Linked DNA regions of Homo sapiens: region 1 is linked to region 2. A link is a contact called in ENCODE Hi-C or POLR2A ChIA-PET data. All regions are on one chromosome and are shown on one strand. The core of a region is the stretch at or near the end of the contact, and the rest is flanking DNA. Distances in the headings are between cores, read along the strand shown.

Region 1 (6,124 bases), core at 3,461-5,960, 270 kb before region 2:
TGTATTTTTAGTAGAGGTGGGGTTTCTCCATGTTGGCCAGGCTGGTCTCGAACTCCTGACCTCAGATGATCCACCTGCCTAAGCCTCCCAAAGTGCTGGGATTGCAGGTGTGTACCACCGTACCCAGCCAGATAATGTCCTTTTGACTTTTTTAGTGTTAAAATGTCTTCTCATTTATGAAATGATAGTGATAATAAGTAGTAATTGTTGTTCGGTAAAATTCAAAGTTGGCAACCCATGTCAATTCCCAAACTTGTAAAAAAAACTTTGCTTGCCCCTATAGTATATGGGAGTCTCTGGATGACTGCAGTGGTGTCTTCGGAGGTTTTAGGTGAGGATGGGGAGAAGCATTTCCCCCCTCATCTGTGAGTGGAACTACGGGTCTGCTGGGTGGGTTCCGAGGGTCCTGTGTCAGCAACTGGTACACCATGAAGGTTGACTTTGACTAAAATGAATAATCTCTAGGATTCCAGCATCTCATTTCTCAGACCTACCCAAGAGCCCAGTGCACCTGTCTGGTGCCATCTCACCTGTCGGGGAGGAACATGTCTGGTAATGTAATTTACATTAAATTTCAGGAGCCTACTGCTCACAAGAGAATTTGTCTTTTAAGAGTAGGACCCAAAGGGAATGGCAAATGCTTAATCCAAAGAAATATATTGCTGATGATGGAATTTTAGGGACAGTGAGGGAGCATTCCTTGGCATAGGGCATATCAAATCACATAGATGGGCATTTATCCAGTCTCTCTATGAATTACATCTCTTGACACTTGACCTTGACACTGCTCCATTTACAGACCACCTCATCTTGCAGAATATTTTTAAACTTTAAAATACCCTCTGACTTACGGTTTTTGAAGCCCTTCCACAAGCATGACCTAGTATGACCCTCCTAACAGTCCCGAGAGGTAAGGAGGCCAGGTAGCAACATCTCCTTTTTTTTTTTAGAAGGAATTTCGCTCTTGTTGCCCAAGCTGGAGTGCAATGGTGCAATCTTGGCTCACTGCAACCTCCACCTCCGGGGTTCAAGCAATTCTCCTGCCTCAGCCTCCCAAGTAGCTGGGATTATAGGCATGTGCCACCACACCTGGCTAATTTTTTGTATTTTTAGTAGAAATGGGGTTTCACCATGTTAGCCAGCATGAGTGGAAGAGTGAATTCTATCATGGCTGAGATGTGAAGGAGGATAGTGTGAACCTGGGCCTTGAAAGGCCAGGTAGGTCACAGCTCCTACACATCCTGGCCTGGGCCAAGGCCTCTTCTTTGCCAGGGAAACCTGGCAAGTGGAGGCTTCACTCAGCACTAAGATGGAGAGGTGTTGAGGGAAAATATACCCACAAATAATAATCAAGCATTTATGCAGCATTTAGTATTTCCACACCACCAACTAATAATCACTGTATCATTGCAATCCTCTTGGGTCAAAGCAAACGTGTGGGGTCAGTGAGTTGTCCAGACCCCATTTTATAGATGAGGAAATAGGTTGGGGAAATTAATCATCTTGTGGTTTAAGGAAGTCAGCAACATAGAAGGACATCATGGTCCTTATGTTGAATCTGGTCATCTAAACAGAGAGGCTCAGCCGAAACACAAGGCAGCAAAAGAATATGCATGTGTGTGCGCATGCAAGCATATATGAAACAAACTGCTTCTCACGATACAATCAAAACGATATCTATTTGGTATTTCCTAGACTAAAAATTCGCTGGGTCCCACATCATGGCCCATGACCATGTTTGGGTCAAACAAAAAGAAAGAACTGGCCTGGCCGGCTGTGGTGGCTCACGTCTGTAATCCTAGCACTTTGGGAGGCTGAGGCAGGTGGATTGCCTGAGCTCATGAGTTCAAGACCAGCCCGGGGAACACGGTGAAACCCCGTCTCTACTAAAAATACAAAAAATTAGCCGGGCGTGGCAGTGTGCACCTGTAATCCCAGCTACTCGGGAGGCTGAGGCAGGAGAATTGCTTGAACCTGGGAGACGGAGGTTGTAGTGAGCCGAGATTGCGCCATTGCACTCCAGCCTGGGTGACAGAGCGAGATTCCATTGAAAGGAAGGAAGGAAGGAAGGAAGGAAGGAAGGAAGGAAGGAAGGAAGGAAGGAAGGAAGGAGGGAGGGAGGGAAAGGAGAGAGAAAGAAAAAAAAGAAAGAACTGGCCAGGCGCGGTGGCTCACGCCTGTAATCCCAGCAGCACTTTGGGAGGCCAAGGTGGGCAGATCACTTGAGGTCAGGAGTTCAAGACTAGCTTGGCCAATACGGCAAAACCCTGTCTCTACTAAAAATACAAAAATTAGCCAGACGTTGTGGCAGGCGCCTGTATTCCCAGCCACTTGGGAGGCTGAGGCAGGAGAATCACTTGAACCTGAGAGGTGGAAGTTGCAGTGAGCCAAGATCCTGCCACTACACTCCAGCCTGGGTGACAGAGCAAGACTCTGTCTCAAAAAAAAAAAAAAAAAAAAATTCTAAGACTGGGAGATGGAGAAGGACATGGAAATTTGGAGGTTATAACTGATGCCCTTGGACAGAATCATAAAATGGGTTCATATGCTAGAATCAAATCTAGGCACTTAGATATTCTGTCATCTTTCACCTTCCTCCCCTCTTCTTCATCCACACTGAGAAAATGCCCTCAGTCACCTCTTCCAGCTTTTCAGGTCATCTTCAATGTACAGTGTAAATATTATCTCGTTATTCCTCTTTCAGTGTAACCCAGATATATTGGCTCTCAGAGACCAAGACATGCTATATTCCTGGAAACATAAAGAGAGATGATAGAATTAGAAGGGATGTTTGATGGTCTAAAATGGATCTTATATCCGACTTTCAAATATTCCCTGGCAGTGTCAGGACAGAAGGGAGACTAGCCTAGCAATTTAATATATTTACTGGGTAAATAGTAAGCACTTGCAGTCCCTGACTTAATCAGAATGAAGTTCATTACGATAAAGAGCTGTGCCCTTTGGTCCTGTTTGCATTAAGCAGGCTCTTAATTTCATTTAATTTCACTACATCTCTGAAGGAAATTATAGGCTATAAGGCTAGCCAAAGAGTCGGAGGGGAGGACAGATAGCAAGCATATCCACCAGAGGAGATAGAGGAAAGGAGGTAGTGGGCTAAGATTAGAGCATAGAGGACAGAGATTCCCCTTATCAACCCCAATCTATGAAACTAATTTTACTTTCTTGTTTTTAACTTGACGTTTGTATCAGTCTCTCTCTTTCTCTCTGGGTTTTAGAAACATGTTATCAGGTCATCTAAACCTTTTATGAAACATTTCAGACTTGTACGTGCATGAGCTGGTGAAGATTTATTATATTTGACACCATAACTACAGATTTTAAGGCATTCTTTTAAGCGCAACTTGACTGAAACCCCTGAGGCTAGATCGCTATCTTTTGCCAGATGTTAACTTGGTTTCACTGATGGAAACCCAGGGTAAGGTTAAAACTGTTTCTGGACACATTCGTACCTTGGAATGTTTAACTCCATCAGTATATTAGTATTAGATATCAAGAAACCTGGGCTCTTGATCTGTGTTCATCTCTGTCTTCAATTTCTTTCTGTTTCTATTGGAGAAATCAAATGGTCCCCCCGATTTGAATTAAAACAGGCGGAGAGGAAAGAATAAGATCCAATGAGCCCATAAATAGAAGTACCCACCCAGGTCCTTTGGGATTCTTTGGTATCTATTCAGGTTACAAGAAATCTGCCCATCTCTGGGTGGGAATACGGATAAATGATGTCATTCAACAGAATTAGGACCAGACGGGGAAATGTATCCAAATCCTGCAGGGGGTAGCACTGAATGCAGGCTTTAGATATGGAAAGGCCTCCGAGTGCTCTCAAGCATAAACAAGAGTAACCGTGAAGGCAACACAGTTTCTGGGATGTGACTGAGAGGGTAACGGCACTTCTGAGATGTGCTGGGGGGTGGGAGCAGGGGTTATAACACCAAATATTGGGTTGTGACAGACGCCGGGCATGAGGGCCATAATTCCCACAATGGACTAGAGCACAGTGGAACTATGTCATCTGCTGGGCTGTAATCGGTAGGAGCAAGCTGCACGTTCAGCACGTTTTCTCCTGGATCCCATCCTTGGCGACCGATCTAGACCTCAGCCTCCAGGATCTGTTAGAGAAATAAACAAGTGGGAGACAACAACCAAAACAGCAACACAGTCGAGCGGGCGCGGGAGACGAAGCTCCGCCTTTGGAAGCCTCGGGCCAATCAGAAGCCTGTTGCTGGGGCCCGGTGTTTGGCCGCCTGACGTTCCCATGGAGACGGAAGAACGTTACACACCAAACACTGGCGACGTTGACGTCTATGCATTATATCCATGGAGACGACAGAGTAAACGTCATCCCCCCACACTTCCCCGCCTCCCTTAGCGCCAGGGGCTGAGGGAGCGACGCAGGCGTCGCCGTCACGTGCTGGACGCCAGGAGCGAAGCCCGGTGGGCGGGGCCTGTTGCTATGACTGCAGCTGCGGCTGTTTGGAGCTGCAATTAGAAAGTGCTGAGGTGGCAGTGGAGCCAGAACCGATTCTGGAACAGCTTCTCCCGCCCCCGGGCCAGAGAGGGTTCCCCAGCCCCTGGAAAGCCAGGACACCCCCTAGGCTGTCCCAGCACGCCTCAGCCTCAGGTCCTGAGCCAACATCTCTCTGCGCTGCCTGTGAATCCAGACTGTGACTCCAGACTGAGGGCCAAACCGAGACCACTCCCTCCACCGTCAGTTGGCCATAATTGTCAGGGTGACCTCCCCGACCGACCGTCTCCACCGACCGTCTCCTCCAGACAGCAGCCCACAGAACAGCCACCGACCAAACTGCCTTGCCCATGAGACAGGAGCAAAACCAGCTTAGAAAACTTTCCCACTGTTGGAGTAAAACCCAGAATTCTCCCAGAAAGGAGAAGCATAAGGAACTTTGAATTTATCTTTTATACTTTAAAAGCAGCAGAACTTGAGACATTCATTCCTCGGAGCTTTGTTGAAGAATTGAGGAAGGGGTGCTTAATAATCCCATTCAAGAATAGTTCCTCTGGAAGGGAGAGAAAACTCAGAAATCCCTGAGTACTGTGATACTCCAAAATGGGAAGGCCTGGAAAAACCTAGGTCATTAAAAACTGAAGCTTAAATTTCTACATTGCTTAATTTTGTCTCAACTGCACAAGCCAACAGAGTGTGAGAAATCTCTCTGCGTGCCAGCCTCCCTTTTCGTCACACAACTCTGGAAACAGTTATAGGAAGATTGCAGCAACAAATTGTAAACAAAACCAGGTCAAGAAACAGAGGAGAGGGCCAGGCAGGGTGGCTCAGGCCTATAATCCCAGCACTTTGGGCAGCTGAGGCAGGTGGATCACCTGAAGTCAGGAGTTCAAGACCAGCCTGGGCAACATGGCGAAACCTCCTCTCTAATTAAAAAATAAAAAATAAAAATAAAAATTAGCCAGGCTTGGTGGCGGGCGCCTGTAATCCCAGCTACTCGGGAGGGTGAGGCAGGAGGATCGCTTGAAACCAGGAGGCGGAGGTTGCAGTGAGTCAAGATCGCGCCACTGCACACTCCAGCCTGGGCGACAGAGCGAGACTCTGTCTCAAAAAAAAAGAAGAAAGAAACAGGAGTGAAAAGTTGAGATGACCATGTGAAGCCAGCCAACCTGAACAAAATGTAACTTTTGAATGATAAGGCACAGCTGAGCGGCCCAGACTTTGAATTTTCTCCAAATATCATGATCTTCCATCCTGGCTGAATTTAAATGGTGTCTTTTGTATTTGGGGGAAAGCAGAGGGGATATTATTTGCTGGAATTAAAAGCAAGCCATTTGGGTGAGCACATAGTCTGTTGCAGATGGTGGAGGCATAAAGAGGGATTTCATGTAAATGAATGGCATTCGGAGTTGGCCTGGGCTTTCTGCATTCCTCCACCAACACATATCCAATCCCATTGTCTATCTCTGAGAAATCAGCACCTCAGGGTCCCTTCCCTGTTACTCCATAGTAGCCCTCCCTGGGCCCCCATTCAGATATTTTGCCACCTGTCCACAGAGCATATCCGTTGCCTTTCAACATTCCCTTGCTCCATCCTCTGACCTACCTATTACTCACTTCCCCGACATCCTTCCCTAA
Region 2 (5,937 bases), core at 522-3,021:
CAAGTAGTGAGGACTACAGCTACAGGTGTGGGCCACCACATCTGGCTAATTTTTTTTTTTTTTTTTTTTTTTTTTTTTTTTTGTGCAGACAGGATCTTGCTATGTTCCCCAGGCTGGTCTTGATCTCCTGGCTTCAAGAGATCCTCCCATCTTGGCCTCCCAAAGCACGGGGATTACAAGCGTGAGCCACTGTGCCCAGTGAATTTTTAAAGTAACTCTAGCTGTAATTGTTAAATGACACAATGCTAAAATAGATCTTGAAAGAGGCTGTTTAAAGTCTCTCTCTATATGTATTTTTTTTAAGACAGAGTCTTGCTCTGTCACTCAGGCTGGAGTGCAGTGGTGCAATCTCGGCTCACTGCAACGTCCGCCTCCTGGGTTTAAGCAATTCTCTGCCTCAGCTTCCTGAGTAGCTGGGATTACAGGTGCTTGCCACCACGGCTGGCTAATTTTTGAATTTTTAGTAGAGACGGGGTTTCACCATCTTGGCCAGGCTGGTCTTGAACTCCTGACCTCGTGATCCACCCGCCTCGGCCTCCCAAAGTGCTGGGATTACAGGCATGAGCCACCGTGCCCGGCCTAAAGTCTATAATTTTTTTAAAGCAGGATGTAAAAATAGTATATTTGGTGGGACCTCAATTTCACTCTAAAAATATACTTTATTTGTATGTATTATATATATATAAATATACACAATACACATATTCTTACACATACATATATATGTATATAGGTGTGTGTGTGTGAAGTGTGTATAATGACATATACTATGACATTAACAGTGACTATCTCTGGATAGTACGATTACAGGTTTATCAGAGACAATTGCTCCCAAAGCCACTCTCCCCTCCTATAGTAATAGAGTTTTAGCTGGGAAAATAGCCACCCAGAATAGAAACTACATTTCCCAGTCTCCTTCACAGGTAGATGTGGCCATGTGCCTATGTTCTTACCAATGGGAAGGTGTGGAAGTATTAACATTTTGTTGCTGCTTTTGAGAACCTTCCCTAGGAGATAGCTGGGATGGGTCTTTGGCCTCTTCATGACTTTCTCTTTCTTGCTGCATTTCTGCTCTGCCAGCTTAGGTGATGAGGATACAGGTCCTACTGTAGGGATGGCAGAGGAGTGAGCCAGAAGGAGCCTGCACACTCTGAGGTCTCTGCGGAGTGGAGCTCCCATACCAGCCTGGAATATTCACCTCTGGGCTTCATACAGCTGAGAGCTAAATAAACTTCAGTCTTGTTTAACTTCCACAGTTATCTAGGAGTTTCCATCACTTGCAGTCACACCCAACTCTAATAAAATGCAAGAATGATTTTTATTTTTATTTGTGTACTGTTCTGTATTTTCCAAAATTTCTACAGTTAACATATGCCGTTCATAATGAGAAGTAAAAGTTATTTGTAAGAAACATAAGAAATCCATCAGGCCCATTCTTTCAGCCAGAAATATGATTATGTTGATCAAATCTTCCAGATTTTCCAGAAATGTCCCAATTCCAAACATTATGGCTGATTGTCTGCATAATTATCAAATAACAGTTTCCTGGACTTAATTTGGAGAATACGGTGATTATGATGATAATTCTGAACTGGGGGCAGCAAGGCTTACTAAAATGTTTGTGTCTTTATCCTTCTGTTCCAAAGAATCTCCTTTAGGCCATAGGATCACTTCCTTTTCCTGAAGGCCTTTGACTCAACACTTGGGCATGTGAATGCACTACTGTTTTTATCCTTCTCTGATTGTTTTGGTGGATAAGTCATGTCTCTATGCAACCTGAGAACAAGTGCTATTGTAGTAGACACCTGTTGTTTTTGTCTGCCCTGCACCCGCTTTCCGTTGGGAACTGCCCTTCCTCATCTCATGTGATTTGGGTGGAACTGTCAATCCCAGCACCTCCTCGTGCCCCAAGTGGCCCCTAACCACAGGCCTGGCCCCCCACACCTGGGACTGGTCCATCATCCAACTTCCACGCTGATTGGTCATGCAAAGCCATTCAGTCCTGTGATTTGCTATATGGACCCTGGAAGAAAGCAGGTTTCTGTCCTCATCTGCTGTAAAGAGGTTGGCTTTGGACTAGCGGTGGCTACCTTTCCTGCCTCATGGGGAGAGCTTGTCTAGTGTAGGAGAAAGTCAGCCAGCTGCTCCAGGAGAAGCAAGTAGAGCCCAGTCCTAGACAGAGGGAGAAAGAACAAATGAGCTGATGATTTGAGATGAGCTGATGATTTGAGATGAGCTGACATGGGCCCTTAGATCTAGCCATGGCTGAAGGTACAGCCACCCTTGGACTTCTCAACAAATTCCCCTTTGGCTTAACTTTTTGGGTTGCTAGAGCCTTGCCTAAGCTTCTTGTGTCCTCCCAGGAGCCCAAGCCTATTTTCAGTCAAGGGAGGAGTGTGTTATTTGGTTGCTTCTGCTAAACAAGAAATTAATCTTGCTCTAAATACAGATTTATATTTTGTGGCATCTGGCTCTGTTCTTGAGCTTCCCTGACACTTTATCATGATCAATTGCTAGGAATCGTTTTTTTTGTGTGTGTGTTTTTTTTGAGAAGGAGTCTCGATCTCGTCACCCAGGCTGGAGTGAAGTGGTGCAATCTCAGCTCACTGCAACCTCTGCCTCCTGGGTTCCAGTGATTCTCCTGGCTCAGCCTCTTGACTATCTGGGATTTACAGGCACGCGCCACCACGCCCGGCTAATTTTTGTATTTTTGGTAGAGATGGGGTTTCAACATGTTGGCCAGGCTGTTCTCAAACTCCTGACTTCAGGTGATTCACCCGCCTCGGCCTCCCAAAGTGCTAACATTACAGGCGTGAGCCACTGCGCCAGGCCAATTGCTAGGAATTTGAAGGGAAAGTCTAATGACAGACACAGGTAGTGGAACCCAGGGTACGTGATTAGAAAAAAAAAAACAATCTTACCCTATTGTTAGTAGGATTGTGTATTAATTGTTGCTCTTCATAGATCAACATATTTAACATGTAACAAATATTTATTATGCACCTTTATACCAAGCACCAACATTGCATACTGGAAACAGGCCCTGTACAAGGAGAAACTCAATACTAATAAACAGATCATCCCTTATACTTTAGAGGATTTTTGCTTTTTGGTTAGAGACTTTCATTTTCCTTATCTCTTTTGGTGTCTACAACAGCCCTATGAGATGGGTTGGTTCTGGTCAACAGATAGTTATTCTGCAATTGATAGGTCCCTTCTGCTAAGTGAGAATGTCCAATCATTTAGGTACACAAAACAATATAGTCTGAGATTCTGAAAGAAAAAACAAGTGGCGATCAAGGCCCAGTAGCCAGTTATTCTCTTAGTCACTGAACGTTAAATCATTTAAAAGCTGGGGTTTGAAAGTCACACACATCTCCTGGAGTTTGCCCCTCACAAGCTGGGTGACCTTGTCTGTCAGTGGAGATGTTAGTAACAGGGAACTCTGATAAATGGTAAGGATCTCAAACATTTAGAGACATGTACTACTACTGGCCTTTTTTTTTTTTTTTTTTGAAACAGAATCTCATTCTGTCACTTAGGCTGGAGTGCAGTGACACGATCTCATCTCCCTGCAACTTCTGCCTCCTGGGTTCAAGTGATTCTCGTGCCTCAGCCTCCTGGGTAGCTGGGATTACAGGCGTGGGCCACCACACCTGGCTAATTTTTGTATTTTTAGTAGAGATGGGGTTTCACCATGTTGGGCAGGCTGGTCTTGAACTCCCGACCTCAGGTGATCCACTGGCCTTGGCCTCCCAAAGTGCTGGTATTACAGTCTGAGCCACAGCACCCGACCTACTACCGATCTTTAAAGTAGCAGGTCTGGATACCCATTACATAAGAGAATTTTTAGAACTCTCCATAAAAGGTGATTCTGGTAGACCTGGTTGTAATTTCAGACTGGACAATTCAGAGAAAAATAATATCGACTTTTATTTTGATAACTCCTCTCTTTCAAGGACTCCCCAGTTATTTTAACTACCTGAGAATGTCTCTTTCAAGGACTCCTTGCATGGTGGTGCAGCCCCGTCCAGATGCCTGTGTCCTGGGTCCCAGCAGATTCCTGCCACTCTTGGAGCAGACATGGCCCTCGGTGACCAACCTGCAGGCAGCAGACCCCAGAGGCCCAACACTCCCTCACTCGCATCTGACTCCCCTCTGTCCCAGGAATAGTTTCTGTCCCTGGTTTGATGGCCGTGGCCAGGAATATTCTAACAGACAGTCATTGTCTAACTTCAGAGGGTAGTTTGATTAACTGGTTTCTGAGCAGGGTTTTCGGGCAAGAAGGCAAAACTTCTCAAGCTGCTCTCTCCATTGCACAGAATGTGGAGGTGGGGATAACTGAAGTCAGAAAATTCTTTCCAGTCTCAGCTAATTTCCCTTCTTGGGGCTTGAGGAAGAAGAATCACAGTGGCCTGCACTGATGAAGCACCTGCATTGTGCCAGAGACTTTTTATAATCACCTCGAAGTCTCCCAGGGCTCTGTACGGTAACATAGGCATGTTAACATCTTCATTTTACAGCAGAAGAAGCTGAGGCTCAAGTTGAGTGGCTTGCCACTGGTGGGGACCAAGTGTAGGTTCTAACCCAGGGTGTCTGTCTCCAGAGACTGCCACAGTGCCTCCTAATTCCACCACGGCCACATCCTTCTTGTTAGAATGGGAGGAATGGCCTTGAGGGGTCAGACAGGGGCCAGGCTCCCACCAGCCTCTAAAGCCTTCAGGACCTTGGTGATAGAAGCTCTGCGTCCCTCTCCTTGCCCCCTGAGTATGAAGCTGACAGATGAAAGTGGAATGGGTGCCAAGGAAGCTGGGCGTCAGGCTTCTGAGAGCCGAGCCCCAGCCTCGATAAGATGCCTGGCACACACCTGAGGGCACCGGGGAGTGGAGAGGAAGAGTCCTGCTGGGTTCTGAATGCGGGGCCGCCAGTCCCTATCCCCTAAGGGAAGAGAGCACAGAAACTTCCCAAGGCTCATAGGCCCCAGCCTGGGGTGGACAGCTCTGCAGAGCCCAGTGGCCAGTCACACTCCGTGGGAAAGCCTTGGCCCTGGCCCCCCCGGGAGCCACGCTGGTGCCGCCTCCTGCCCACGGCTTGGCTCAGCGGGTTCCCAAGTGGCTTTACTTCCTCCCCCCTCTTGCTCCCACCTCCCACAGTCCCCAGGGAGACAGGGAGGCCACTGGCAGAGTTGACCCTCAGTCCCCAAGTCCCACAGGCCCCTGCAAGCGCCTTCCCCCACACACCTCAGAGCCAGGCTTCCCCAGGAGGAGCAGGAGGGGACTCTACCCCTCCCCAAGGAGCCCCTGCCCCAGGTCCATTTAGGGCTGGCCGGCCCCATCCCCACTCCTTCCGCTGTCCACTGAGGCTCCACTCTCGGCTGCAATAACAGGGCTTTGGGTATGGGCTGTTGTTTTTGCAGCTGGGATGGGGCGGAGCAGCAGCGGGAAGGCGTCTAGGGCACTGACCGTCTGAGAAAGCCCCGAGCCCACATTCCCACTAGGCCCAGGGCAGCCCCTTCAGGCTAGTGACAGAGCTGTTCCTGGGGAGAGAGGCCCATGGGCGAGGCCCAAGCATAGAGGGCAGGCAGAGAAGGAGGCCAGCCAGTAGGGCTGAGAGAGTTTAGGGGAGCCTAGGAGCCCCACGCCCTCTCTGAGCCACCCCTCCCCAGATGACTGTGGCCTCCCTCGTTTCTAACTGCAGCTGGACCCAGCCTCTCCCCGCTCGCCCAGCCCCCGCACACATCTGGGAGATGCTGGAGAAAGCTTCTTTAAAACCAAGAACAAACACAACCAAACATCTCATTTACTAAGGGGAAAATGCTGGAAACTAAAAAGAATGAAATCAAGATCACCCCTAGTCCCTTCATTCAAAAATATTCATTATGAACATCTTGACATATTTCCCCATAAGCTATTTTTAAAGTTGTGGTAAAATAGACAT

Evidence for each region. Hi-C counts contacts between places; a loop is a spot of excess contacts on that map. ChIA-PET counts read pairs that join two places held with the same protein, here RNA polymerase II (POLR2A).
Region 1: a loop to region 2 is called in a map of endothelial cell of umbilical vein, with 25 times the contacts of the local background. The contact joins two enhancer-like sites. A Hi-C loop is called at or near these places in 1 of 168 maps with a recorded cell type or tissue (endothelial cell of umbilical vein). POLR2A ChIA-PET finds 5 or more read pairs at or near these places in 1 of 52 experiments (AG04450).

What each region holds. Positions count from the first base shown.
Region 1 is chr14:75,257,384-75,263,507 of GRCh38, reverse strand. No RefSeq gene overlaps it. Among named protein-coding and RNA genes, the nearest start is that of FOS, 18 kb to the left of the region's middle. RefSeq lists enhancers at 3,947-4,206, 4,387-5,365, 3,213-5,787, 6,065-6,124. Within about 2 kb of position 4,710, at least 38 of the 41 ENCODE cell types and tissues checked have a DNase peak (open chromatin) inside an H3K27ac peak, as active enhancers do; they include endothelial cell of umbilical vein, where a contact is called at or near this core.
Region 2 is chr14:74,984,190-74,990,126 of GRCh38, reverse strand. No RefSeq gene overlaps it. Among named protein-coding and RNA genes, the nearest start is that of EIF2B2, 16 kb to the left of the region's middle. Within about 2 kb of position 1,771, at least 3 of the 41 ENCODE cell types and tissues checked have a DNase peak (open chromatin) inside an H3K27ac peak, as active enhancers do; they include endothelial cell of umbilical vein, where a contact is called at or near this core.